2 separate regions of the Homo sapiens genome follow, and region 1 is linked to region 2. A link is an interaction called in ENCODE POLR2A ChIA-PET data of the cell type or tissue named here. Cell type or tissue: PC-9. All regions are shown on one strand. Each heading gives the region's core, and the rest is flanking DNA. Links, peaks and the distances in the headings are about the cores only.

What was found. ChIA-PET counts read pairs that join two places held together with the same protein. Peaks named below come from ENCODE experiments on the same cell type or tissue, not always from the same donor. Only the 100,000 strongest peaks of a DNase experiment are listed, where the experiment ranks them.
Region 1: POLR2A ChIA-PET joins it to region 2 with 8 read pairs; 2 of 35 experiments call an interaction of 5 or more read pairs at or near these places.

The regions. Positions count from the first base shown.
Region 1 is chr10:32,238,610-32,250,099 of GRCh38, forward strand. No RefSeq gene overlaps it. Among named protein-coding and RNA genes, the nearest start is that of EPC1, 100 kb to the right of the region's middle. RefSeq lists a silencer at 8,804-9,021. In PC-9, for the core only: no CTCF peak of the experiment used is centred there; DNase peaks (open chromatin) are centred at 4,832 and 5,602.
Region 2 is chr10:31,095,376-31,106,865 of GRCh38, forward strand. It overlaps LOC105376481 (a long non-coding RNA gene), which reads left to right. Exons shown (of 3, transcript XR_001747410.3): 2 at 10,564-10,750. Among named protein-coding and RNA genes, the nearest start is that of ZNF438, 69 kb to the left of the region's middle. RefSeq lists enhancers at 5,962-6,021, 9,617-9,736. In PC-9, for the core only: no CTCF peak of the experiment used is centred there; DNase peaks (open chromatin) are centred at 4,496 and 5,906; H3K27ac peaks cover 3,210 bases.

The DNA of each region.
Region 1 (11,490 bases), core at 1,484-9,483, 1.1 Mb after region 2:
TTGAATTATAGTTGATAATTAAAAATTTTATGTATTTGAGGTAAACCACTTGATGATTTGATATATGTATACACTTCAAAATATTCACCACAAGCAAGCTAATAACATACCCTTACCTCATATAATTATATGAGGTATGTTGTATGTTATTAGCTTTTTTCCCTTTTGTGGTAAGCACACTGTAAGCAAATTTCAAGTATACAATACAATATTGTTAACTCTAGTCACATTGTTGTACATTAGATCTGTAGAACTTACTTATCTTGCATGCTGAAACCTTGTACCCCTTGGCCAACATCTCCCCATCTTTCCCTCCCCACAACCCCTGATAACCACCATTCTACTCTGTTTCTTTCCTTTTTCTTTTTCTTTTTTTTTTTTTTTTTGAGATGGAGTCTCGCTCTGTTGCCCAGGCTGGAGTGCAGTGATGCAATCTCAGCTCACTGCAACCTCCGCCTCCCAGGTTCAAGTGATTCTCCTGCCTCAGCCCCATGAGTATCTGGGATTACAGGTGTCTGTCACCACACCTGTCTAATTTTTGTATTTTTAATAAAGATGAGTTTTTGCCATGTTGGCCAGGCTGGTCTCGAACTCCTGACCTCAGGTGATCCGTCTGCCTCAGCCTCCCAAAGTGCTGGGATTACATGCATGAGCCACCGCTCCTGGCCCCTACTGTTTCTATGAGTTTTACATTTTTAGGTTCCACATTTTTTTTTTTTTTTTTTTGAGACAGAGTCTCAGTCTGTCACCCAGGCTGGAGTGCAGTGGCACGATCTCGGCTCACTGCATAGGTTCCACATTTAAGTAAAATCATACAGTATTTTTCTTTTTGCTTCTCACTTATTTCACTTAGCACAATGTCCATTAGTTTCATCCATGTTGCCACAAACAGTAGGATTTCCTTCTTTGTTAAGGCTGAATAATATTCCATTATATATATATTTGTGTGTATGTATGTAACACACACACACATACGCTTTATCCATTTATACACCTTCTTTATTCATTCATCCCTTGATGGGCATTTGGGTTGTTTCTATATCTTGGTTATTATGATATTGTGAATAATGCTGAAATGAACATGGGACTGCAACTATCTCTTTGAGATATTGATTTCATTTTCTTTGACTATATATACCCAGAAGTAGGATTGCTGGGTTATAAGGTAGTTCTATTTTTAATTATTTAAGGACTCCCCATATTGTTTTTTCATAATGGCTGTACCAACTTATATTCCCACTAACAGTGTATAAGGGTTCCCTTTATTTCACATTCTTGCAAACACTTGCTATCTTTCATCTTTCTGATCCATTCTAACAAGTATTAGATGATAGCTCATTGTGGTTTTGGCTTGCATTTCCCTGATGATTAATGAAGTTGAGCAACTATTTCATATACCCTTTGGACATTTGTATTTTTTTTGTCTTTGCAGGTCCTTTGCCCATTTCAAAATCAGGGTTTTTTGTTTGTTTGGTTTTGGGTTTTTTTTTTCTATTGAGTTGCATAAATTCCTTATATATTTTGGATATTAATTACTTATTGGACATTTGGCTTGCAGATATTTTATCCCATTCCATTGGTTGCCTTTTCATTCTGTTGGTTGTTTTGTTTGCTATGCAGAAGCTTTTTGGTTGTATGCAATCTCATTTGTCTATTTCTATTTTTGTTATCTGCTTTTGGTGTCATATCCAAAAAATCATTTCCCAGTCCAATGCCAGGAAGCTTTTCCCCTATGTTTTCTTCTAGTAGTTTTATGGTTTGAGGTCTTACATTCAAAATGTTGACTTGGTTTTTGTATATGGTGTGAAATAAGGGTCCAATTTCACTCTTCTGCATGTGGACATCCAGTTTTCCCAAAGCCACTTCTTGAGAGACTGTTCTTTCCTCATTGTGTATTCTTCACACCTCATCAAAGATCAATTGACCATAGATGCATGGATTCATTTCTGGTCTGTCTATTCTGTTCCATTGGTCTATATGTCTATTTATATTCCAGTACCATACTGTTGTGATTATTGTGCTTTGTAATATATTTTGAAATCAGGGGGTGTGGTGCCTCCAGCATTGTTCTTCTTTCTCAAGATTGTGTTGGCTATTCAGGGTGCTTCGTGGTTCCATATGAATTGTATAATTTTTTTCTACTTATGTAAAAAATGTCATTGGTATTTTCCCAGGGATTGCATTAAATCTGTAGATCACTTTGGATAGTGTGAACATTTTAACAGTATTAATTTCTCTAATCTATGAACACAGAATGTTTTTCCATTTATCTGTGTCACCAATGTTTCATAATTTTCATTTTACAACTCTTTTACCTTTTTGTTTAAGTTTATTTCTCAGCATTTTATTGTTTCTGTTATTATTTTGAATTGAATCCTTCTTTCCTTCCTTCCTTCCTTCCTTCCTTCCTTCCTCCCTTCCTTCCTTCCTCTCTTTCTTTCTTCCTCTCTTTCTCTCTCTCTCTTTTTTTTTTTTTTTTGCAAAGGGGTCTGATTCTGTCACCCAGGTTGGAGTGCAGTAACATGATCTCAGCTCACTACAACCTCCACCTCCTGGGCTCAAGCCATCCTCCCACCTCATCCTCCTGAGTAGCTGGGACTACAGGTGCATGCCACCATGCCCAGCTAATATTTGTATTTTTGATAGAGACAAGGTTTTACCATGTTTCCCAGGCTGGTCTTGAACTCCTGGGCTCAAGCAATCTTCCCACCTTGGCCTCCCAAAGTGTTAGGATTATAGGTGTGAGCCACCATGCCAGGCCTGAATTGTTTTCTTTTTTCTTTTCTTTTCTTTCTTTTTTTTGAGACATAGTTTCACTCTTGTTGCCCAGGCTGGAGTGCAACCGTGCGATCTATGGTTCACTGCAACCTCTGCCTCCCGGGTTCAAGCCATTCTCCTGCCTCAGCCTCCCAAGTAGCTGGGATTACAGGCATGTGCCACCACACATGGCTAATTTTGTATTTTTAGTAAAGATGGGGTTCTCCATGTTGTTCAGGGTGGTCTCGAACTCCCAACTTCAGGTGATCCGCCCTCCTTGGCCTCCCAAAATGTTGGGATTACAGGCTTGAGCCACCGTGACTGGCAATGTGTCCTTTTTTCATTTTTGATTTTATTTATTTGAATCTTCTCATTGTTTCTCTTAGTTAATCTAGCTAAATGTTGTCCATTTTGTTTATCTTTTCAAACAACCCACTCTGTTTAATTGTTTCTAATTTTTTTATTCTCTGTGATTTATTTATTCTCTAATCTTTCTTATTTTCATCCTTCTTAAAACTTTGGCCTTAGCTTATTGTTCTTTTTCTAGTTCTTTGAGTTGAAAAGTTAGGTTGTGTGTTTGACATTGGTATTCTTTTTTTAATGTGGGTATTTATCACTATAAACTTCCCCCTCAGTACTTACTGCCTTTGCTGTGTCCCATAGGTTTTGGTACATTGTATTTTCATTCTCATTTGTCTCAAGATACTTTTTAAATTCCCTTTTGATTTCTTCTTTGACCCAATGGTTGCTCAAGAGTGTGTTGTTTCATTCCCACATATTTGTGAATTTTCCAGCTTTTTGGCTGTTATTCATTTCTAGTTTATTCCACTGTGGTCTGAAAAGACACTTGGAATGATTTCTGTTTTCTTAAATTTGTTAAGGCTTGTTTTGTGACTGGGCTTCTTTAAGATTATTATTTTTAATTAATCATCAGACAATTCATAGAACTCCATTTCACTGGGTTCAGATACTACAAAATTATTGTGTTCCTTTAGTGGTGTCATATTTCCTTGATTTATTGAATTTCTTATAGCCTTGTATTGATGTCTACATATTTGAGGAAGCAGTCACCTCTTCCAGACTTTATAAACTAGTTTTGGTGGGAAAAGAGCTTTACCTACAGGTGTATGTGAGGGTGCCAGCTGGGTTGGTGCAGTGATTTCATCTCAAGGAAGTGTGCAATGGTATAGTTTCCATGTAGCTCCCTCAGCTGAGGCCGGTTTTGGCAGATTGTGGGGGTTCTTAGTGACCAAAACTGTGGGTATCTGAGAAAGTGCCGAGAGTTCTTAGGGTCCTCAGAGGTGAAAGTTACTGAGGTCCTCCTGTTCTCTTTTTCTCCAATGAGGAGCAATTATGGCTCCAGGGCCCAAGGCGCAGGTGTGCCTGCTGTGGTGGTAGCTTCAATGTTTGAGGTTCAGGCATGCCCACTGAGGCAGCAGTGTCTGTTTCTGCAGCATGGATGCTCGTGAGTGGCTGTGGGCTGGGGTCTGAAGCACAGGTGTGTGTGGAGCAGCCATAGCTCTGGAGTCCAGGCATACATGTGGTTGCAGGCAGGAGGAAGGAAGGTGAAAGCTCCAGCTCAAGGAGCCCAGTGGTGGCTCCTTCTGTAGGGAGGCACATCTCTTTTTCTGCAGAATCCATGATAGCTGCAATGGCTGTTGAGGTCTTCAGTGTCAAAGGTTGTTGGGATCCTCTGAAGAGCAGGCCACCGGAGACTGCTGTGGCACCTTCCATGTAGTTGATACTGACAGGCCTGCCCTTCCATATTCTTTTCTTTTTTTTTTTTTTGAGATGGAGTCTAGCTCTGTTGCCCAGGCTGGAGTGCAGTGGCGCGATCTCGGCTCACTGCAACCTCCGCCTCCTGGGTTCAAGCGATTCTCCTGCCTCAGCCTCCCAGTAGCTGGGATTATAGGCACCCGCCGCCGTGCCCAGCTAATTTTTGTATTTTTAGTAGAGATGGGGTTTCACTGTGTTGGTCAGGCTGGTCTCTAACTCCTGACCTCATGATCTGCCCTCTTCGGCCTCCCAAAGTGCTGGAATTACAAGCGTGAACCACTGCACCTGGCCTGCCCTTCTGTTTTCCTAGCCATCTCCAGATGTCTCAGCTATGCCAATCTCCCCAGTGATCTGGGTGTGGTAAAGATAAAGCAGATTCTTCAGGCAGTGCCCCTGGAGTTTCAGGAAGCTGATTGCTTACTCTGCTCTCTTTTTCCCTATGAGGGGACTCATGGACTGGTGGTTTCTCTTTCAGCACTGAGCTATGCCAGCCTAGGGGATGGAATAATGAAGACAACATGAAACTGTTCTTCCTACCCTTTCTGTACAATTTATTTTCTGTTCTTTTTGTTTTTCTTCACTGCATTGCTGCAACTTCTTGATTATCTCTCTCTTATTTTTTTTTTTGAGATGGAGTATCGCTCTGTCCCCCAGGCTGGAGTGCAATGGCAGGATCACTGCAACCTCTGCCTCCCGGGTTCAAGTGATTCTTCCACTTCAGCCTCCTGAGTAACTGGGATTACAGGTGCCTGCCACCAGGCCCGGCTAATTTTTCTATTTTTTTTTTTTCTGTAGAGACAGGGTTTCACCATGTTGGCCAGGCTGGCCTTGATCTCCTGACCTTGTGATCCACCTGCCTCAGACTCCCAAAGTGCTGGGATTACAGGCTTGAGCCACCGCACCCGGCCTGCTGCAACTTCTTAACTGGACTCCTGAGCTCTCCCAGAGCATTTTTTTTCATAGATATCTGTCTAATTATTGTTTTATATAAGGGGACAAAGGCTGGGATCTCCTATGCTACCATCTTGCTGATGTCAGTACAATCTTCCTGAAATCTTAACAAAGGTTGTTAAAGCCGCACTTTGATTTTATCTTTACCCTCAGGGCATTATTTCTTTCCTGAAAACCTTTTGCAAGATGAAGGGCTATTTTCACTCTCCAGTCCTGGCTCCTCTATGTTTCCTCTAAATTGTGCTTTTTAGCACAATTTAGCTAATGCCTTGTTTTCTGTACCTTGTTATGCACAACTCGATAATTGATGTTTTCACCATTCTGCCTTGAATGAAACCCCCTTCACCATATCTGAAATTTTTTAGGTGCTTTTTCCATCTTTCATGTTAGTGCAGGGGATACTATTGCCAATTGCTGAGCTGCTGCCTAACACAGGTCAGCATTTTTCCTGTTTCTGTCTAGCACTTTTCTCATTGCTTCATAGTTTCCATTGATCATTTGCTTGTCATTTCTTCCAGCTTGACTAGCAGTTTCTTTATGACATTTCCAGCCTTTGCCCACAGTCTCAAAGCCAATGCCACATATTTTGGGTTTTCATTATGACAGCATAACACTTCTGGTACCAACTTATGTATCAGCCATTCATTGCTCCTTAACAAACACCCCAAACTACTGTGGCCTCCACCAACAACTATTTTATTTAGCATACAATTCTGTAGATCAGCTATTTTCTTTCTTTTTTTTTTTTCTTTTTTTCTTTTTTTTTTTTTTTTTAGGTAGAGTCTTGCTCTGTCACCCAGGCTGAAGAGCAGTGGTGTGGTCTTGGCTTACTGCAACCTCCACCTCCCGGGATGAAGTGAAGATCAGCAATTTTAGCTGAGTGGTCTCTTTGGTCTGGGCAAAGCTCGGCTGTTCTTACTTGGGCTTACTCATATCTGGGTCTTAGCTGTGATGCCTGAGATGGCTTGGCTATCTGGGATATCTGGAGCCCTGGTTAACATCATTCCTCATCTTTCAGCAGGCTAGCCTAAGCTTATTGCTATGGTAGTGGAAGCATTACCAGCAACACGAAAGTAATTCTCAATGCACAAACTTTCACATCTTTGTTTCCATCACATGTGCTATTATTGTCCCATTAGCCAAGGGAAGTCATGTAGCCCAAAGAAGTGAATACAGGGAGGGAAATTATAGTGGCTATGTCTAAATAATCTACCATAAAACACATTATTTGCTTTGTATTGATACATAATCTGTAGGGTAATCCTTTGAAATCATGTGACTATCCTGTTTCTCAACTTTTTTCTTTTTTTTTTTTTTTTTGAGACAGAGTCTTACTGTTGCCCACGCTGAAGTGCAGTGGCTCGATCTCAGCTCATTGCAACCTCCGCCTCCTGGGTTCAAGCGATTCTCCTGCCTCAGTCTCCTGAGTAGCTGGGATTACAGGCATGCGCCACCACTTCCGGCTAATTTTTGTATTTTTATTAGAGATGAGGTTTTGCGATGTTGGTCAGGTTGGTCTTGAACTCCTGACCTCGTGATCTGCCCACCTCAGCCTCCCAAAGTGCTGAGATTACAGGCTTGAGCCACTGTGCCTGGCCTGTTTCTCAACTTTTTATCCAATGATTTTAGCATCCATTAATAATCCTTGACTGGCCAGGCACAATGGCTCACACCTATAATCCCAGCATTTTGGGAGGCCAAGGCAGGTGGATTACTTGGGGTCAGGAATTCGAGACCAGCCTGTCCAACACAGCAAAACCTCATCTCCACTAAAAATACAAAAATTAGCTGGGCGTGGTTGCGTGCACCTGTAATCCCAGCTACTCGGGAGGCGAGGCATGAGAAACATTTGACCCAAGAGGCAGAGGTTACAGTGAGCTGGGACCGTGCCACTGCACTCCAGCCCCGGTGACAAAGTGAAACTGTGTCTCAAAAAAAAAAAAAAAAAAAAATCCGTGACTATACTATCACATTGGGAGTTACAAAGTGGTGACTTTGTATTTTATTTCTTCTACATTTATTAGTTGGAAATCAGTAAAGAAAAATTCTTCACCTGGCCAACATGATGAAACCCTGTCTCTACTAAAAATATAAAAAAAATTAGCTGGGCATGGCGGCATGTGCCTGTAATTCCAGCTACTCAGGAGGCTGAGGCAGGAGAATTGCTTGAACCTGGGAAGTGGAGGTTGCAGTGAGCGGAGATCACACCACTGCACTCCAGCCTGGGCAACAAAGAGCGAAACTCAGTCTCAAAAAAAAGAAAAAAAAGAAAGAAAAATTATTTCTTTTCCTCTCTTTTCTACATCTCTCTTTGTGATTATCACTATGTACTCAGGGATTTTTAAAGTTCAGTGGGTTATAATTGATAAACTTTCTTTTATTTTTCCCTTTTGTAGCTGTTACCCAAATTATCTCAAATTTTGCTAGTGAGATCTCCTTCAGACTGAATTCTATGTCCTTTTGACATGAGCTCATTAGCCTTTGAGCTCTTCCTTCTTTTTGGAATAAGATGTTGATATTTCATGTTTAACTTGGACTTTCTATGCCTTGGGCTCTGGGATCAGCCAAAGGATTTCTAATTTCTCTAAGGATCCTTAATTCTTTTAAATGGACAATGGATTTTAGAAACCAAGAACTGTGCATCAGATATATTAAGGTTTCTGGAGTGTTGTTTTTAGACTTTTCCTGTGTGTGGAGCTAGAAAATACACACACACCCACACACACACACACACACGCACAATCATGAATTTATACTGATATCTCCAATTTAAAGCTGACACATAGGATTCTTCTTCACTTTCTCCCTACTCCCACCTTTCCGCCCCACTCCCCCAGACACGATCTCACTCTGTCACCCAGGCTGGAGTGCAGTGGCACAATCACAGCTCACTGCAACCTTGACCTCCCAAGCTCAAGTGACCTCTCACCTCAGCCTCCCAAGTAGCTGGGACTACAGATGTGTGCCACCATGCCTGGCTAATTTTTGGTATTTTTTGTAGAGATGGAGTTTCACCATGTTGGCCAGGCTGGTCTCAAACTCCTGGAGCCAAGTGATCTGCCTGCCTCAGCCTCCCAAAGTGCTGGGATTACAGGTATGAGCCACCATGCCTGGCCACTGTTCACCATTTTATATCCACATACATAAAGAAATTTAGTTTGTGATAAAGATAGTACTTCACATCAGTGAGGAAAATATGGTTCATTCAACACACTATTTGGGATATTTGGCTATCAATTTAAACACAAACAATACTCAGTTAAACTAAACAAATTTCAAACTGGCTATAAGAGCTGGGAAAACAAGTACAAAAGTATTAAATATTAGAAAAAATATTGGGAAAAGGTTTATAATCCTAGGGATGGAAAGCCGTTCTTTAAAAAGACCCCCGAAGTCATAAAGGAAAGGCTGACTGATGAGGCAATGAGCAACCCTGCACAACATCCTTGTTTACAAGCGCAAGAGGTGGGACTGCTGGGTCACACTCTGATATGGTTTGGCTGTGTCCCCACCCAAATCTCATCTTGAATTCCCACGTGTTATGGGAGGAATCCAGTGGGAGGTAATTGAATCATGGGGACAAGTCTTTCCCACGCTGTTATCGTGATAGTGAATAGGTCTCATGAGATCTGATGGTTTTAAAACAAGGAGTTCCCCTGCACAAGCTCTCTCTCTTTGCCTGCTGCCATCCATCTAAAAGGAGATTTGCTCCTCCTTGCCTTCCACCATGATTGTGAGGCTTCCCCAGCCACATGGAACTGTAAGTCTGATTAAACCTCTTTCTTTTGTAAATTGCCCAGTCTCGGGTATGTCTTTACCAGCAGCATGAGAACACATTAATACTCACTCCTTGTGAATTTCCAGTTTCGAGAGACAGTGTCACATCATATTCCAAATAGGAGAACGGGCACAGTGGCTCATGCCTGTAATCCAAGTACTTCAGGAAGCCAAGGCAGGTGGGTCACCTGAGGTCAGGAGTTTGAGACCAGCCTGACCAACATGGAGAAACCCCGTTTCTACTAAAAATACAAAACATTAACTGGGCCTGGTGGCTCATGCCTGTAATCCCAGCTACTCAGGAGGCTGAGGCAGGAGAATCGCTTGAACCTGGAGGGCAGAGGTTGCAGTGAGCTGAGATAGCATCACTGCACTGCAGTCTGGGTAAAAGACCGAAACTCCGTCTCAAAAACAAAAAATGAATAGGAACTGCATGTTCATATTTTAACAATAACAATAGCAAGTAACTAGCTGTCTCTTTGAAGGTCTTGAAGGAAGGTCAGAGCCCAAAAGTCAGATTCCAGACCTCCACTTTATTTATTTATTTCTATTTTGTAATTTTTTTTTAAGACGGAGTCTCACTCTGTCACCCAGGCTGGATGGCAGTGATGCGATCTCCCGCTTCAGCCTCCTCAGTGGCTGGGACTACAGGCACGTGCCACCATGCTTGGCTAATTTTTGTATTTTTTAAGTAGAGACAGGGTTTCGCCATGATGGCTAGGCTGGTCTCAAACTCCTGAAAGTTAATCCACCCACCTCAGCCTCCCGAAGTACTGTGATTACAGGCATAAGCCACAGCACCCAGCCCTAACAATAACAATACCAGGTAACTAGCTGTCTCTTTGACAGCCTTAAAGGAAGGTCAGAGCCCAGAGGTCAGATTCCAGACCTCCACTTCAAAATGCTACAGAGCCAGGTCCACACACAAACACGCAGGAGGAGGAGTGGTGTGCAGCAGGATTAGTTAACTGTCCTCAGGGATCTTTGAGGTCTCACACCTGCTCCAGGGCTCCTCATGAGGCCTTGGCCTCTAGGAGTTTGATTATTATGTATTGAGTCTGCTCAGCATCCCTGGGAAGGCAAAGGCCTCAAGTCCATCATGGACACATCTAGGGGCTGAAAGGTCTCCCGATGGGCAACATGGTGGAAGGACTAGACATGCTGAACATGTTCCAGAGATAAAATCCTCCCGCTGATTCTGCCAGGTCAGCCCTGAGTTGAGGTGGTCTAATGGGGCCTTGGAAACACATGTCAACATGTGCCTCTGGCTCCGGATTCTAAGGGACATGGGGTGGTTCCCCAAAGATTAAACATTGAATTACCATTTGGTCCAGCAATTCCTCTTCTGGGTATATACGTGCAAGAATTTAAAAGCAAGGACCTGAACAGTCATTTGTTTTTGTTTTTCCTTTTGTTTTTTTGAAACAGAGTCTTTCTCTGTTGCCCAGGCTGGATTGCAATGGCAAGATCTCGGCTCACTGCAACCTCCGCCTGCTGGGTTCAAGCAATTCTCCTGCCTCAGCCTCCCAAGCAGCTGGGATTACGGGCATGTGCCACCACACGTGGCTAATTTTTGTATTTTTAGTAGAGACCAGGTTTCGCCATATTGGTCAGGTTGGTCTCGAACTCCTGACCTCACTATCTGTCCGCCTTGGCCTCCCAAAGTGCTGGGATTATAGGTGTGAGCCACCATGCCTGGTCCTGAACAGTCATTTGTACACCAATATTCACAGCAGCATTCTTCAGAGTAGTCAAAACGTGAAAGCAACACAAATATTCATCAACAAATGAGTAGATAAACAAAATGTGGTATATACATATGATGGAATGGTAGCCTTAAAAAGTGATAAAATTCTGACACATGCTGTAACACAGATGAACCCTGAAGACATTATACTAAGTGAAATAAGCCACAACAAATAACAATACAAAGTAACAAACAGTTGGATCAGAGCCACACCCTGATGACCTTCAGGTGGATCACCTCAGGAAGCCTGAGGTCAGGAGTTTGAGACCAGCCTGCCCAACATGGAGTAACCCAGTCTCTACTAAAAATACAAAACATTAACTGGGTGTGGTGGCTGGTTCAAACTTCATTATCTCCATAAAGGCCCTTTCTCCAAATACAGTCACACTGGGGGTTGGGGCTTTAACATATGAATTCTGAGTAGACTCAATTCATTCAACAGCATCATGTAAGAGGAATCATACAGTATTTGATTTTTTGGT
Region 2 (11,490 bases), core at 1,099-9,098:
ATCTCTACCAAAAATACAAAAATTAGCCAGGCCTGGTGGCACACGCCTGTAGTCCTAGCTACTTGGGAGGCTGAGACAGGAGAATCGCTTGAAGCCAGGAGGCAGAGGTTGCAGTGAGGTGAGATTGCGCCACTGCACTCCAGCCTGGGTGACAGAGCGAGACTCCGTCTCAAAAAAAAAAAAAAAAAAAGGTTAACATAAGATATGAAGGAACTTAGACAAATGTATCAGCAAAAGCACAGCTTGTAGGGCCAAGCTTTGTAATCTCTTTATCCTCAAGTCTATTTTTCACAAAATCTTCCCCAGAGAAGGGTAACTTTCAGCTCTAAACATCCATCACCCCTCAATGCTGTGATCATTCTTTTTTTCTTTCGGAACAATTGAATCATAAGACCAAGGTTACTGAAAACTTACTCAGGTGGCAGAGAAATAAACCCAAACATGACTGGAAGATTTCTCAGCCTCTTTTTCCATCCTTAACCAGGGGAGCACTTACATCATGTGATGTAAAAGAAGCTGGCAGGCGAACAGTCCACCATGCTGCTTGCTCCAACAGGCATGCCAGGGGAGACATGCTGCTCGGCGGTACCTACTGCATCACTTTCTCCTCTCTCTTCTCTGTTGAATCCCAGGAAACAATGAAATAGACAAGGGAAGCATGATGTGTTAACTTAAGAAAAAGACTTGTGTAAAATGGAGAGCCAAAAATCTATCATACATACTGGGACGTAAGCCAATCCTTTAGGGTTAAAACAAAACCCAAGGCTACTTCTCTTCATGTACAGTCTACTTGAGAGCTAAGTGTTTGACTGCTGGGTTCTCCCTGCTCTGCTACACGAGTGGAAAATCACACGGGAGCAAAGTCCTTGCCTCCTGGCCCTGGGATGGTGCAAAACAGCTGTCAGGTGTAAGGAGTTGCATCTGGGGAAGGATGAGAAATGGGGGTAAGCCTGCCCATTCATGCTGTTAGGGGATTTAGCAGGATGTGGCATTTTCTTATCTGCATAATGGGATGATGATCTCTGCAGTGTCTGCTTCCCAGCGCTGAGGGAGAGAAAGGGGAGTGAGGGTGAAATAACATCATGGATGTTCAAGTGCTTTGTCAGGTAGGGGAGGAGTGCCAGAAGGACTCCAGCACTGTTCGCGTTATTTTATTAGTAATATTGTCATCCTCATCATCTTACGTCTCTCTGGTATACTTCAGGACATGCAGCTGTATTTTGGGAGAGATGTGTGCAAGATGAAAGAGACTGAGATAAAGGGTGAGACTGTCAAACTCACCTTTTAGTTTACTCTCAACTACCACCTGCCTATGGTTTTCAACACGACTCAGCATTCTGAACCAATTGTAGTTTTTTAATTTTTTAAAAAAACATGGAAAACCAAACATCGTATGTTCTCACTCGTAAGAGGGAGCTAAGCTATGAGGATGCAAAGGCATAAGGATGGCACAACTGGCTTTGGGGACTCAGGGGGAAAGGGTGGGAAGGGGGTGAGGGATAAAAGACTACCAGTTGGGTACAGTGTGTACTGCTTGGGTGATGGGTGCACCAAAATCTCACAAATCACCACTAAAGAACTTACTCATGTAACCAAACACTACCTGTTCCCCAATAACCTATGGAAATAATAATTTTTTAAAAAAATCTGTTTTAAACACACAGATGTCCGAGCTTTATCCTGTCTGGATAGGATTCAGTTGTTTAATTTTAAATTCTACCAGTAATTCTGATGCCCTAGCCAGGGCTGAGAACCACAGGCTCATGGGGATCCAGGCTAGCCCTATCACTCCTGCACTTATCCCAAACCTAAGTTTCTTATCTTCCATGCACAGGCCTGGGTCCATGGGAAATGGTGCTTTAAGATTCTATTGGCAGAGATGTGCCCACTGCCATAGCTTCTCCTTCCTTACCTTTCCAGAAAAAGCTGGAGACCCAAATAGCATCTCTCCGCCTCCACCCTACCTCCTCTTGCTCTAATTAATTGTGATGATGAGCTGGAATGAGAGCTACCTGAAGTGAAATGTTGGCTCTGTCTCTCGGCATCTAATGTCTGATATAATCACAATATATAGTATAATGGCTAATGAAACACTGAGCAAAATGTATTACACTAAAAGATATAAGCATGCATTTAAAGTAAGTGTCTGGGATTCATTTTGCTGAATTCCAGTTCTAAACTCAGCATTAAAAGTACGCGTGGTTTTATTTTATTTATTTCGTTCCAGGTAATGGCTGCATTAGCAAGACATGGATACTTTTATTTGTACAAATCTGTTGCTCTTGGGTGAAAATACTTTATTATTTTCAATTGTTTCTCTCAAACTTACCTTGTCATTGGGATGCATAATTTTTGCAGAGTTAATTCTTATCAGCTCAATTTTACAGCAGGGGTTTTTGAGGCATTATAAACTCGCTCTCCCCAACTCTGGAGTTCATTCTGAATTAAATAAATCTTTGTCTACCTTTTCTATTAAAATATTCTCGGGTTGGTACAGGTAAGACCATCAGAGTGATTGCTGACATCTGGAATGTTGTTGTTCTTTTCATTTACCCTAAGTTTTTCAGCACGTTCAGACAGTAATATTTCCCAGCTGGTAAGAGACCCAGCTTCTGAAAGAGGAAAACGCAAGAAACACAGCCTAGCTCCCCAGCTGCATGTTATTACGTTATTCCCAATTCAGAGGAAATGAACAATCATTTAGTCTTGACAGATACATCTAGAAACTCACTGTCTTCCTTTTCAACCTGAAAATAAAAAACCAGGGTCCACAGAAGTTAAGCATTTGTCTTAAAGTAAGTTTCATGCCTTTCTGCCAGTGGTATGGGGATCTCTTGTGAAAGCTTTTGAAAACTCCCTGGGAAAATGCTGCCAACAGGCTTAGAAACCTGGGAGAAAACAAAACAAAAACATAATCCAAAATACTTTCTGCTCATGAAGATATGTAACTTAGTCGTCCCTTGTGAGCTGGTGAAGGTTAGACATATGTGATGGCATTTGGGGTGTAACCCAAAGGGCCTTTTAAGCAGACTATTCGACTTAACACAAAAGCAAAGTTGTCAGCAGTGAATTCCCTTCCAAATCAGCTTCGGAATGAACTAAAAGCAATGCTAGGGAGGCTTTTTTCTTATCCCCATTATCCTGATGGATTTGTCCCTCCATTGAAAATATTTCCATTTTCTAATGATCGCCATTCTAACTGGCGTGAGATGGTAACTCATTGTGGTTTTGATTTGCTTTTCTCTAATGACCAGTGATGATGAGCTTTTTTTATATGTTTGTTAGCCACATACATGTCTTCTTTTGAGAAGTGTCTGTTCATATCCTTCACCCACTTTTTGATGGGATTGTTTTTTTCTTGTAAATTTGTTTAAGTTCCTTGTAGGTTCTGGATATTAGACTTTTGTCCGATGGATAGATTGCAAAAATTTTCTCCCATTCTGTAGGTTGCCTGTTGACTCTGATGGTAGTTTCTTTTGCTGTGCAGAAGCTCTTTAGTTTAATTAGATCCCATTTGTCAATTCTGGCTTTTGTTGCAATTGCTTTTGGTATTTTAGTCATGAAGTCTTTGCCCATGCTTATGTCCTGAATGGTATGGTACATGTATACCTATGCAACAAACATGCACATTCAGCACATGTATCCCAGAACTTAAAGTAAAATAAAAAAAAGAAAATATTTCCATTTTCTGAACATAGTTTTCCAAAGTAGAAATGCAATCAATACAAAGTAATACTCCCATTTGCCTTTCAATTTACAATTCACAAACCACTTCCAGGGACATAACTCTACTTATTCCTCACCGCTGTCCCATAACAGAGGCTGAACTCCATTTCACCAGTGACGAAATTGGGACAGGACGTGGGGAGGCCACTCAGACCGCCTGGAGTCTCAGTTCATAAGTGGGAACGCCCGGACAGACAGACAGCTGCGTCTCCTGACTCCCGGGCCAGTGCTGTTTAGTCTATCTAGCTGAGGATTTTAAAACATTTACTTCCGCTTAACTCACTTTGTCCCCTATTATGGTCCGTGTGTGTGTCAGTCAGTCTTTATCTCTGGACCTGAATCAAAGCTACCCCTTCTCCCACCTCCTCCTGTTTCAGAGGGGAAAAAATTAAAGCCTAAATATTGAACACATGTGCTTCTCATCTGGGCAGCTTAGCAGGATGGGGGAAATCCTCATTGTTGTTGGTCCTGCCTCCCGATGTCTCAGTGTGCCCTTACACCTGGTGCCCCACTACTACCACAGTCTGAGCCCACCGCACTCAAAGTCAACCTTCCATGGCGTGCCTTCACTCCCATCTTCTTAGCTTCTCAGTGTCTCAGTGGCTCGCTTTACTGGCCTGTGAAAAATCAACTTGGGTTTCCATTTAGGATAGATTAGAAGGTGTGCAGGGAGAGACTAGTAGACACCTTTGCGTAAAGACCTGACATCTTCCGCCGTCTCTCCGACTGCACTGCTGTGGGCAGCCGTGACTCATGGTGAGGTCATGCATTCCCAGGCGAAGTTTATAGGTAACCAGGAGGCTGAGCGATTTGCAGGTGCTCTCCATGCTGATCATTCTAACTCTAACTCACCTCCACGTTGCACTGGCATCTTTTGAAGTAGAACTTCATGGGGTGAACAGGAAGACTACAACATTTTTATTATAGTTGGCTTCCTTTGCTGAATTAGCGTTTATACTTTCCCAGTAGAAATCCCCAAATTGAAAATATAGAGGTGTCAGCTAGCACCACTTTAGTTAAGGTTGTGTCAACATTTCCTATAAACCTTGTTTTTCTAGGGTTTATAACTAGACCATAAAAATTTGCTCAGCTCTGAAACTTGGCACAGTAAGTAAACCTGGGAGTGAATTTTGCAGAAATTGAGGAGGGAAAAATAAGTTCAGCTGTTTTTAACATGTGCCTCTGCTAAAATGGAAATGATTTTAAGATTCATTTTCTTTTTGTGTGACTCAAATGGAGATTCAGCTTAAAAAAATAGTGAACTCAAGCAATTATTTCATTGATACATGCTAATTGCACTTGTTAATTTTTAGAGAAAATGTTAATGATTGACATATTTGACTCAAAGCCATTGACTGTGCATCCACAGGTACCAGTTTTTGCAAAGCAGTTAGTTAGCTGTGCATAACAATGTGATTTGGCAAATAATCTGCCCACATTTTAGTGCCGTAAACTAATGCTTTGAAGGAATCCTTCTGATAAAAGGTTAACAGGCTGCTTCAAAATACTAAGTCACTCAGGATCACAACCCTCTGTTCATCTTGGTCTAATCTGCAGCTCACATTTAACAGACGATTCCCAAAAGCAGCTCCTGTGATGTTTGTATGAAAGAAATGCCCAATCTCTCTGACCGTCTACCTTTTCTGGAGGATGTGGTAGGTGCTGCACAGCCCAGCAGCTCACCTATTCCTTTTGTACCACTGGCAAGATATTGGGATGTTGGGTGCAATTAGTCAACATGGATGCTTGTAACGCCCTGGCCGGCGTTTGCCAGTCTCGGGCCATGAACTCCGGGATGATGGCAGGCACCAGTGACAGGAGCATTATGGAAGAGAAGAAAAAAGTGCTGGACTTGAATGGATTTTGCCAACAACCTTGGGCGAGTCAGTCCACCTATCTGGGGACAATGATACTCTGCTAACCTAATAGGGTTATTGAGAGAATCAACTGAAGTCATTATGCATATCAAAGCACTTTCTAAACTGTAAGGTGCCATCCAAATGAAAGGTGGTGGTACCTGGCTCAGCATCGGCTTTTCTTTGTAGACACCTACTGAGTGTTGTTAGTAAGGTCATGGTAGCAACGTGTACCCCTTCAGCTGACTCAAGGGGAAAGGCCCTGGGCTTCCCAGCACTTCAAGCCACAACCGTGTGACTCAACCCAGCTTTGTTTTTTCTAACTGCAGTTTCCTGCTTCCACTTCTCTGCTTACCTCTTGCTGGTCACTGACCACTTTTGGAATGAAGAATGTGCTGGACTCTTGGTGGCTCATTTCCCATGGACATGAACACAGCCCCAGAGGCCACCTTGGTTGTTTGATGTCACCGTTCTGCCCCTGCTCCCAGCTGTCCCCATCCTGCAACACATCAGGTCCTTTTGCTAGTTGCAGGGTTTCAGTTTTGGGTGCCTTTAGGTTTTCTCTGAGATTGTTTCCCGCTACACCCCAGGGCTTCTTTCCTTGTTTCCTTATGTTGCACATCTTGGGCATAAGTGAGCTGGATTTATTATGAGAAATTTTCTGGCAGGAATCTCTCTCTCTTTTTTTTTGACAGTCTTGCTCTGTCACCCAGGCTGGAGTGCAGTAGCACAATCTCAGCCATTGCAGCCTCCTCCTCCCAGGTTCAAGCGATTCTCCTGCCTTAGCCTCAGCCTCCCAAGTAGCTGGGATTACAGGCATGTGCCACCACGCCCGGCCAATTTTTGTATTTTTAGTAGAGATGGGGTTTCACCATGTTGGCCAGGCTGGTCTCAAACTCCTAACTTCAGGTGATCCGCCCACCTCGGCCTTTCAAAGTGTTGGGATTACAGGCGTGAGCCACTGTGCCTGGCCAGCAGGAATATCTCTGAAAAGCCATCAGTGCCGTCAGTCCTGAGCAGGCGTAGCTTCGTGGGCATGTGACCTATGCAGTCACACATGCCCTGGGCTCGGGAGGGCCCTGCACTTGGTTTAATGCCCTGCTTTTGTCATCTTAAAATTCGCAATCACTTTTAGACAAGGAGCGCCATATTTTCATTTTGCACTGGGCCCTACAGATTATGTAACTGGTTTGGCACCCTGTGCCCTGACTCTTCCTAGAGAGCCCCGAAGACCTTAACCTGGGGTATCCTAGGGTTCCTTGCTGAGTGCTAGGCCCATCTTGAGCAGGATGGGCAAGACTTGAGGTCACCTATCGTGGGCAGTGCAGGGGTTCAGCATGAGCCTTGCTACCCCCGAACCCTGGCTTATGTTTTCCCGCCAGTCCTGAAGCCCTCACTCCACCCCAACCCACCCCATCCCTGCAGCCTATAGGAGTGGCGTTCTGCCTCCGATTTGCTGAAACAACTCTCTGCTGGCTTAGCTGGAGCCAGACTCCCTGTCTACCATTTCCAGCCCCTCTCCCAGAAGCCCAGACACTGATGTGGGCATTTGTAGTTCCCATCAGGGTCTTGTTCCAACATGAATGGAACACTGGATATCTTGGAGCAGCCACAGTCTGGAACTGAGAACCGTCATTTCTGCATCCAGCCTGCTGGAACAAATACCTCCAAGTCAAACGTTTACTCAACCAGTGCTACCTGGCATGGGGGATGTTTCTGTAAGCAAGACAAAGATGTTTCTGTCCCTGGGGAATTCACATTCTAGTGGAAGAAGACAGACAATGAATATAATAAATGAGTAAATTTGGAAGTTAAAAAATGAATGACACTGTGAAAAAATAGGCAACAGGGTGATGGAGACCAGGAGGGCTGGGGGGCATTTTGCCTTAAGAAGAGGAAATATGGCCAGGCGTCATTGTGCTTACCTGTAATCCCAGCACTTTGGGAGGCCGTGCTCAGAAGTTCAAGACCAGCCTCGACAACATAGCAAGACCCCATCTCTACAAAAATTAAAAAAGTACCCAGGGGTGGTGGTGCATGTCTGTAGTCTCAGCTACACGGGAGGCTGAGGCGGGAGAATGGCTTGAGCCCAGGAGTGTGAGGCTGCAGTGAGCTATGATTGCACCACTGCACTCCAGCCTGGGTGATACAGCAAGACCCTGTCTCTTAAAAAAATAAATAAAAATAGAATACAGGGGGAAATATGATCCAAGATGTGAAGGAGTTGAGGACAAGAGACCTGTGTGTTTCCAGGGAAAAAGCATTCTTGACAGAGTGCAGCTAGTGCAGGGCCCTCATGGGAACGAGGCTGGCTGTGGAGGAGCAGGCAGGAGGCAGTAGTAGCAGCAGATGCAAGGAGGCAGCTGGAGATGGGGCCCCAGACACAGGCCGGGGGAAGGTGAAGCCTGCAGGGCCTGAGAGGGACTTGGGCTTTCATGGAGTGAGCCAGGAGCCATCAGATCTATCAGTTTGGAGAAAAGGAGTGACACCATCTGTTTAAAAGGATTCCTGTGGCTGACGTGTGCCCTGGAGAAGCACAAGGGTGGAAGCAGAACCATCAGAAAGCTGCTCAATAACCCGGAGAAAAAGGCTCATTCTTGTGGGGTTACGCCGGAGTTTCTGCTCTGCTTTGAAAGCAGTTATCCAGGCTGTTGACTGCCCCCTTGTCACACTTAGGCGGCCTCTGAGCTGGGTCTCCTCTGGCTCCCGGCCCTATCTCACCTCTTCCTACTTCTTTCTCCCAGCCTCACGGTGTGGATACCTCTGCAGCATTTGCAGCAAAGTCCACCCAAGCAAGAGCACAATGCTAAGGCCAGGCAGGGTGTCTCCTTGACTAGAGATTTTTTTTTGTAAATAAAAACTTAGGCCAGGCCGTGTGAAGGGCTCGTACCTATAATCCCAGCACTTTGGGAGGCCAAGGTGGGAAGACTGCTTGAGGCCAGGAGTTCAATGCCAGCCTGGGGAACATAGGGAGACCCCATTTCTACAAAAAATAAAGTAAAATAAAATTAGCTATACATGGTGGCACATACCTGTAGTCCTAGCTACTTGGGAGGCCAAGGAAGGAGGATAGCTTGAGTCTGGGAGTTAGGGGCTGCAGTGAGCCATGATTGCACCACTGCACTACTCTAGCCTGGGTGACAGAGTGAGACCTTGTCTTTAAAAGAAAAAAGAAAAAAAATCAACACTGTAGAAAGGTTTAGAAAAAAAAGAAAAAGAAAAAAATTAGGCCAGATTTCCACCTGTGGATTGTTTACATCCACAGCTGGGGGAGGGTTCCATGCCTTATGCCTCCTTAAGGCCCCTCCAGGCCTGTAATGCTTTCTCCAGCCCCTCACTCTCCGCTGCGGTATGTGGACTATTTGGCTCCCCGATAAGCACGAGTTCAAATGAGTCCCCGTGGACGTTAACCCAAGTCAGTAAAACACCTTTGCAGGCAGTAAAAGACGTATCCCTCTGAGGTCAGAAAGCTCTCTTGGCAAGAAAGCCAAATGAATGGTTTCTTAAAGGGCAAGAAGAACTCTGCTCTCGATGCCATGCCCCAGCCCACTAGGCACACCTGGCCCACAGGTAGGTTGCAGGTAAGCAGAAAGGCCAGTGTTGTAAAGAAGGCCTGCCTGTCTTCCTTTTGTTCACCTCCAACATCACCTTTTTTTCCTTCCAATATGTCATTGCACTTGTTAATGGAAATGAAACATTTCACACCAACCCAGATTGGGTCTGGGATCAAGTAAGAAACATTGTGGAAGTAGCCAGTCTCAGTGGCTCACGCCTGTAATTCCACTGCTTTGTGAGGCTGAGGCTGGAAGATCACTTGAGGCCAGGAGTTGGAGACACACTGGGTAATATAGTGAGATCCCATTTCTAAAAATGCTGTTTTTTTTTTAATTAGCTGGGCATGGTAGCATGCACCTGTAGTCTGAGCTACTTAAGAGGCTTAAGTGGGAGGATTGCTTGAGCCTTGGAGTTTGAGGTTACAGCGAGCTATGAGTGTACCTCTGCACTCAAGCCTGGGTGACAGAGCGAGACACTGTTTCAAAAAAAAAAAAAAGACATTGTGAAAGTGCTCTGTAAATATGAAAGCACTCTCCAAAGTTAAGATAGTATCATTATCTGGGAAGACAGTCTCCAGCATTCTCCTTTAGTGTTTAGAAATACTGTGTTGAAGGCCGGGATATTCCTGCTAGCCAGGCACAGTGGCTCACGCCTGTAATCCCAGCACTTTGGGAGGCCGAGGCAGGCGGATCACGAGGTCAGGAGTTCGAGACCAGTGTGGCCAACATGCTGAAATCTGTCTCTACTAAAAATACAAAAAAAAAATTAGGTGGCATGGTGTCACGCACCTGTAATCCCAGCTACTCAGGAGGCTGAGGCTGGAGAATCACTTGAACCCGGGAGGTGGAGGTTGCAGTGAGCCAAGATCGCGCCACTACAATCCAGCCTGGGCGACAGAGCAAGACTCCATCTCAAATAAAAAAAAAAAAAAGAAAGAAACAAAAAAGAAAATCCTCTGTGCGTTGAAAAGTATCACTGCCAAGCAGTGTCTGTCACCTGCTTCCAGGGTTGATCCATCTGTAAATGCAACCACAACCTGAAACTCACCAGTGCTTTTCCTCTGGAAATTACAAAATGCAAATGTAGGTTCCATAGAGATATTTAGGGAGCTATCTTCTGATCTCATGGTTTTATTTGTTTGTTTAGAATAACAAGAAAGCCACATTGCTGGATCATCCTGCCCTTCTAGGTCTTTCAGTAATCTTAAATGAGAAACCCTGTCACAGGTCACTGCAGTGATTTGCAATCATGAATAGGAGCTAATGAATTCCATAGATTAGCAGCAAGTGGGAGAAGGGAGGAAAAACCCCTCTAGTTAAAACCTGAATCAACAATGTTACAAAATGCCTGCTATGTGAGGTTTGAGGGGGTTTGGTTGCATTATAATGGCTGGCCCACTAATTAGTGTATTTAAAACATTTTATAGGAGCAGTTGATTTCTCACCGCCCACCCCCGACCCCACCACTATTGATCATGAGGTGCTTTGAGGGGTCCGGGTTTGGAGGACTGAAACACCGTGGGATCTTGGAACAGCTCTTCCTTGTTGGTGATCCCTTATTAAGAAGCCCTCCAGCCTGACAATGCTGAAGCCCTGGAGGTTGGAGCCACTCAGGTAGGTACCAGCCACCTTGCTGTAAAAACCCTAGCGCTATAAGGTGGCCACGTCTTATGAACAGATTAGGAGGCCTGCAGGCTCTCAAAATACCAAGAGGTGAAAAACAGGAGTGTTGAAGGAAGCATTGGCCATGCAGCCCCATAGCCCTGGGCTCAGCCCTAGCTCTAGCACATTCTTTTTTTTTTTTTTTTTAGTTTATAATTGGGGCAAGCCAGTAGCTTTAATGAACATTTTCTTTTTTTTTTAATTTTTTTAAATTTTATTATTATTATACTTTAAGTTTTAGGGTACATGTGGACAATGTGCAGGTTAGTTACGTATGTATACATGTGCCATGCTGGTGTGCTGCACCCATTAACTCGTCATTTAGCATTAGGTATATCTCCTAATGCTATCCCTCCCTGCTCCCCCCACCCCACAACAGTCCCCAGAGTGTGATGTTCCCCTTCCTGTGTCCATGTGTTCTCATTGTTCAATTCCCACCTATGAGTGAGAACATGTGGTGTTTGGTTTTTTGTCCTTGCGATAGTTTACTGAGAATGATGATTTCCAATTTCATCCATGTCCCTACAAACGACATGAACTCATCAATTTTATGACTGCATAGTATTCCATGGTGTATACGTGCCACATTTTCTTAATGCAGTCTATCATTGTTGGACATTTGGGTTGGTTCCAAGTCTTTGCTATTGAGAATAGTGCCGCAATAAACATATGTGTGCATGTGTCTTTATAGC